Regions from separate parts of the Homo sapiens genome. Here region 1 is linked to region 2. The links are chromatin loops, found by intact Hi-C in ENCODE. Cell type or tissue: Calu3. All regions are shown on one strand. Each heading gives the region's core, and the rest is flanking DNA. Links, peaks and the distances in the headings are about the cores only. Region 1 has its middle 42 kb from the start of CDC14C. Region 2 has its middle 2.7 kb from the start of PKD1L1.

Region 1 (2,926 bases), core at 193-2,692, 930 kb after region 2:
TTAATTTAACACCCTACTCCAACATGCCCTTTCCCCTTTCCTACCTGTTTTTCCCTGGCACTTCTATAGCTATGTATTCTATGACCACGTGTAGCCACTGTGTATGACACTTACTTACTTATTATCTGCTCACACACTAGAATGTAAGTTCTTCCATGAAGGAAGGACTTTTGTTTGTTTTACACATCTGCAGTGACTGCAAAGTGCCTGAAATACAGAAAACACTCAATGCATATCTGCTGCATCAATGAATGAATGTGCTTTTAATTACATTAGTAAATATTTATAATGAGATAAAAGAGTTCTACTGATATTGCAGTGTAAATATCTTTAATGGCAGGGCAAAATATGTAAATTGAATTATAGAAGTTCAGAACTGAAACAGAAATGAGAAAATTAGAAATTTTCCATACGGGAAAACTGAGTTCAAGAAAAGCTATAACTTGGCAATGGTCATGTTTGTAGTGCACAACATAATCTAATTCTCCTGAGTCCAAATAAAGCCCCAAATATAACCCATTATTATTATGCATTTTGTTGCCTTACTACTATTAGCATATAGATTATTTGAATTTATATACTTTTAGGCTGTGCTATTTGCATGTGTCTGTATTCAACTGTTGTTTATCTCAAAAATATGTATTCCATTTGGCTCATCCTTAAATGTAATGGCTTAATAACTTTATTTTTTATCGATATTTTGAAAATATTTTTCATAAAAAATGAAGCCTTCAAATACTGGAGGTTTCTGTTGTATTTAATTTTTTGAAAATCATTGTCTCTGCTATTTAATGAACAGTATTGTCTTCATGTTTTTGTACTGACATAATAGAGTTCCTCAGGGTAGGTAATTTATAATTAACAGAAATGTACTTGGCTCATAGTTCTGGAAGTGCAAGATTGAGGGGCTGGCATTAGGTAAGGGCCTTCTCGCTAAGTCATCCCATGGTGGATGATGAGAGGGCAAGAGAGGGCTGAAATTGTCCTTTTGTAAAGAACCCACGTCTGAGAAACTGAACCTACTCCTGAGATAATGAGTTTAATCTACTCAGGAGGGCACATGCCCCGTGACCCAAACACCTCCCACCAGGCCCCAACTCCCAACACTGCTGTGTTGAGAAACAAATTTCCAACATATGAACTTTTGGGGACACATTCAAGTCATAGCAAGTATTATTCTTAAAATATATAAACTAAATATTTAATAATTAAAAATTTGTGGGGAATAAATTATTGTCTTTGGGGCAGAAATTAAGTATATACTTTATTTTTTCCATTAATTAAAAGCTTCCAATTCAAGATAACAGATACCGTAAAACTCTATAACTTTCTAAGACAATGTTCAATACTTTTTATAAATAAACATCATTGTTTAAAAATTTTAGTTTCAAGAACATTTGATTTTTCAACCCATTGAGCGATGATTACTTATTTATGAAGGATGCTAATTAAGCCTAGAAGGAGAGGCAATCTACTACTTGTGTGTATGTTTATATTAGCCAAGGGAGTTATTGATTAAATTTTCTTCTTTTTTATTATACTTTAAGTTCTAGTGTACATGCGCACAATGTGCAGGTTTGTTACATGTGTATACATTTGCCATGTTGGTGTGCTTCACCCGTTAACTTGTCATTTACATTAGGTATATCTCCTAATGCTATCCTCCGCCCTCCCCCAACCCCACAACAGGCCCCGGTGTGTGATGTTCCCCACCCTGTGTCCAAGTGTTCTCATTGTTCAATTCCCACCTATGAGTGAGAACATGCAGTGTTTGGTTTTCTGTCCTTGTGATAGTTTGCTCAGAATGATGGTTTCCCTCTTCATCTATGTCCCTACAAAGGACATGAGCTCATCATTTTTTATGGCTGCATAGTATTCCATGGTGTATATGTGCCACATTTTCTTAATCCAGTCTATCATTGATGGACATTTGGGTTGGTTCCAAGTCTTTGCTATTGTGAATAGTGCAGCAATAAACACACATATGCATGTATCTTTATAGCAGCATGATTTATAATCCTTTGGGTATATACCCAGTAATGGGATGGCTGGGTCAAATGGTATTTCTAGTTCTAGATCCCTGAGGAATCGCCACACTGTCTTCCACAATGGTTGAACTAGTTTACAGTCCCACCAACAGTGTAAAAGTGTTCCTATTTCTCCACATCCTCTCCAGCACCTGTTGTTTCCTGACTTTTTAATGATCACTATTCTAACTGGTGTGAGATGGTATCTCATTGTGGTTTTGATTTGCATTTCTCTGATGGCCAGTGATGATGAGCATTTTTTCACGTGTCTGTTGGCTGCATAAATGTCTTCTTTTGAGAAGTGTCTGTTCATATCCTTCGCCCACTTTTTGATTGGGTTGTTTGATTTTTTCTCATAAATTTGTTTAAGTTCTTTGTAGATTCTGGATATTAGCCCTTTGTCAGATGGGTAGATAGTAAAAATTTTCTCCCATTCTGTAGATTGCCTGTTCCCTCTGATGGTAGTTTCTTTTGCTGTGCAGAAGCTCTTTAGTTGAATAAGATCCCATTTGTCAAATTTGGCTTTTGTTGCCATTGCTTTTGTGTGTTAGTCATGAAGTCCTTGCCCATGCCTATGTCCTGAATGGTATTGCCTAGGTTTTCTTCTAGGGTTTTTTATGGTTTTAGGTCTAACATTTAAGTCTTTAATCCATCTTGAATTAATTTTTGTATAAGGTGTAAGGAAGGGATCCAATTTCAGCTTTCTACATATGGCTAGCCCAGTTTTCCCAGCACCATTTATTAAATAGGGAATCGTTTCCTCATTTCTTGTTTTTGTTAGGTTTGTCAAAGATCAGATGGTTTTAGATGTGTGATATTATTTCTGAGGGCTCTGTTCTGTTCCATTGGTCTATATATCTGTTTTGGTACCATTACCATGGTGTTTTGGCTACTGTAGC
Region 2 (2,926 bases), core at 210-2,709:
AAAACTTAATGTTTTACTCAGAACACTAGATATTTTTTCTCTCCACTCTGAAGAGAGTGATACCAAGAAGAGTGGGAACGTTTTCAGGCACAAGCTCTTTCTCAGATGGGAACACAGACCCCTTGAACAATGATGAACCAAGCTACGGGTGTCCGGCCTTGGATCCTGTGTTTTCTGGAACTTTGCTGCCAATGAGGTGAGTAACCAGAGCCCTGTGGTGGGTTAAGGGGCCTGCTGTTGACCTAACACACCTGTCTCCTGGGGCCTGCTGCCACCTCTGCTCTTCTCACACTGCCTTGTCAGTGCCTCTGGCTTTGTCCCCACTGTGCTTGTTGTGAGTAAATCTCAGATTTGGGGGAAATGCATACTTTCCAATTTCATTAGCAATACACTTTCAAATGCGCCTGTGACCAAGAAAAGGATAAACTGCAAACTGCAGTTTGTAAACGAACAAAATCCCTTCTTTCTGAAGCCCCTGTGATTTGCTCTGACACCTTCCTGTCAAATCTAAACAGAGTCCACTGGGTAAAGACACCTGTGCAACCCTGCCTGCTGGGCTGGCATCCATACCCACACGCACACCTGGATGCTCTGACCTTGCTGCTGCCTGTTCCTTCCTTGTGGGGCTGGACATCCTGAGAACAGGGCCTACATTTAAAGTTTGTGATGTTTTTGAAGCCAGCAGTGCTAACCAAAGATGCCAGGAAATGAGGAGGAGCAAAGAAAGTGACATAATTGAGGGAAGAAATATGCCTGCACTGCCCTACGTGGGAGGCACTCTCATAGCCACTCTCATAGCCACTCTCAGCTACTGGAGCTTAAGTTACTTACAATTAAATAGAATTAAGAATTAGCTGGAGAAACCCCGTCTCTACTAAAAATACAAAAAAATTAGCCAGGTGTGGTGATGCACGCCTGTAATCCCAGCTATCCAGGAGGCTGAGGCAGGAGAATCGCTTGAACCGGGGAGGCAGAGGTTGTGGTGAGCCAACTTCGTGCCATTGCACTCCAGCCTGGGCAATGAGCGAAACTCTTGTCTCAAAAAAAAAAAAAGAATTAGCTTTAGCTTCTCCATCATTAGCCATATTTCAAGGGCTCAGTAGCCAAGATACAAACTATACAATGTTTCCATCATTGCAGAACACCCTCGGGGCCAGCGCTGGGCTGGGCAGCCTCGCCTTTTTCCGGGCAGTGCGGCCAGCATTGTTTCCTCAGAGCAGCTGCATCCAGACAAGGGAGGGGTTCCCAGTTCATCTACATTCTTGGGCCATACTCCTCCACCTGGGGTTTGCCGAGCACTGCACTGGTACAACAGGGAGCACAACACAGAACCAAACTCACTGCTTCCCTCCCGAGGACGGAGGGGTGTGCTGCTTAAGGTGAGACGTGGATGCAGCCAAGCAAACTGGAAAACGTCGAGTTTTGAAAACTGCTTTAAGTAAAAATATTCTGAATAAAATTAGGTAAATGGCTTCCAAATATGGCCCATTTTAAGAAATCACTATCTAAGCTCCTCATTTAGAAACAAAGACTCGATCAGGATTTTGACTCTCCTTATGACCTTGCTGAAAGGAGGAAAAAACACAAGAAAAATCATTTCTTTGCATGAAATCAATGTGCAAGGACGGAACCCCCTGGCTGGAAGAGATCCTGGGAGGTCTTTCCCTTTGTCTTCATTGTTTTAAACAAAAGCCACCTCCTTAGAATTTGTTTTTAAGCCACATTCTGTATTTCAGATTTAATACTTAGTTTCTAAAACTGCTTCTTAGGTAATAGTTCACTTAGTCAACCCCTGCCTTACTCCACAGACTTAAGGTGTTTAGTATGCACATAGTTCAGAATGAATACCTGAAAGTAGGTAGCACTGCCTGAAGACTTTCAGTAGTCAAAGTAGAAAAGCAAACACAGGTGTTTACACAGTTCACAGTGTAAAAAGGCACAGAGCTGCAGTTTACACAGCACAGGGTTCCTCCTCAGATGGAAACTTCAGCAATTGTTCTCACATGGGTTTTCATACTTGAAGATGTAATAGATGGCATTTAATGATACTAAGTTTCAGATTTGGGGAAATATTACATTTGCAACTCAGGCAAGTGTATACATAAAATATACAAGGAAAAATAACACTAGAATGATGGTTATCATGAGCAACCAACTTCGTTTCTCAGGTTTCAATGCAAGCCCAGGTTCTGATCATTATCATCTCATCTTCTGCCTGCTTCAGTTTCTCACCTCCAAATGGAGCTTCCCGGGAAAGCACCTGGCCCACCAGCATCACTTGACCTTCTTCTCTTTGGATGAGCAGTAGCACATGCTGACATGTCCCTTCCTAGCAAGACTGCCAGTCACTGTCATTTCCATTCTGTTCCTTGAGGCAGCTTGTGGACCTCTACTCATTTACCTTTAGATATTCTACATCTTTTTTTAATTAACACCCTATCCCCACTCCCAGCCCACGCTCTGGGTCCCATCACACTCACGGAGACAAACACAGTGCTTGGGCAAATTTTTGTAATTAGTTGTGGTGAAAAGAAAGAAAAATTGATAAGATCTTGGTAGAATGTCAAACTTACCATCCTTTGAGCTGGTTCCCAGAGCAGGCTGCACCAAGGAGAGCAGGGGCAAGGCTGCGATCAGCCCCCTCCACCCCATTTGCAAGCAGGCTGCTCCAATGGGGCTGCTGATCAGCATTCAAATCAGGGGTGGCTTTGGGGAAGTGAGCACAGGTAGAAAGCCCATAAATGGAACCCGAAGCAACAGGGACTGGCCTTGCTCCGCCCCATGGGCTGGAGCAGTGAGCCTTCCCTGCCTCCATTAGCATCTTGGGACAAGCAGCCAATCATAAGCACCCCCTGAGAAAGAAATCTCATGCCCAGAAGAGCTCTGGGGCCTTAGCCTCCCTTCACCCCAATATGCTTCTGGGCCG

Evidence for each region. Hi-C counts contacts between places; a loop is a spot of excess contacts. Peaks named below come from ENCODE experiments on the same cell type or tissue, not always from the same donor. Only the 100,000 strongest peaks of a DNase experiment are listed, where the experiment ranks them.
Region 1: it touches region 2 in a loop (11-fold over the local background); 5 of 110 quality-filtered maps call a loop at or near these places.

What each region holds. Positions count from the first base shown.
Region 1 is chr7:48,880,818-48,883,743 of GRCh38, forward strand. No RefSeq gene overlaps it. Among named protein-coding and RNA genes, the nearest start is that of CDC14C, 42 kb to the right of the region's middle. In Calu3, for the core only: no CTCF peak of the experiment used is centred there; no DNase peak of the experiment used is centred there.
Region 2 is chr7:47,949,670-47,952,595 of GRCh38, forward strand. It overlaps a transcript of PKD1L1 not described here. Among named protein-coding and RNA genes, the nearest start is that of PKD1L1, 2.7 kb to the left of the region's middle. RefSeq lists an enhancer at 1,874-2,003. In Calu3, for the core only: no CTCF peak of the experiment used is centred there; a DNase peak (open chromatin) is centred at 1,292.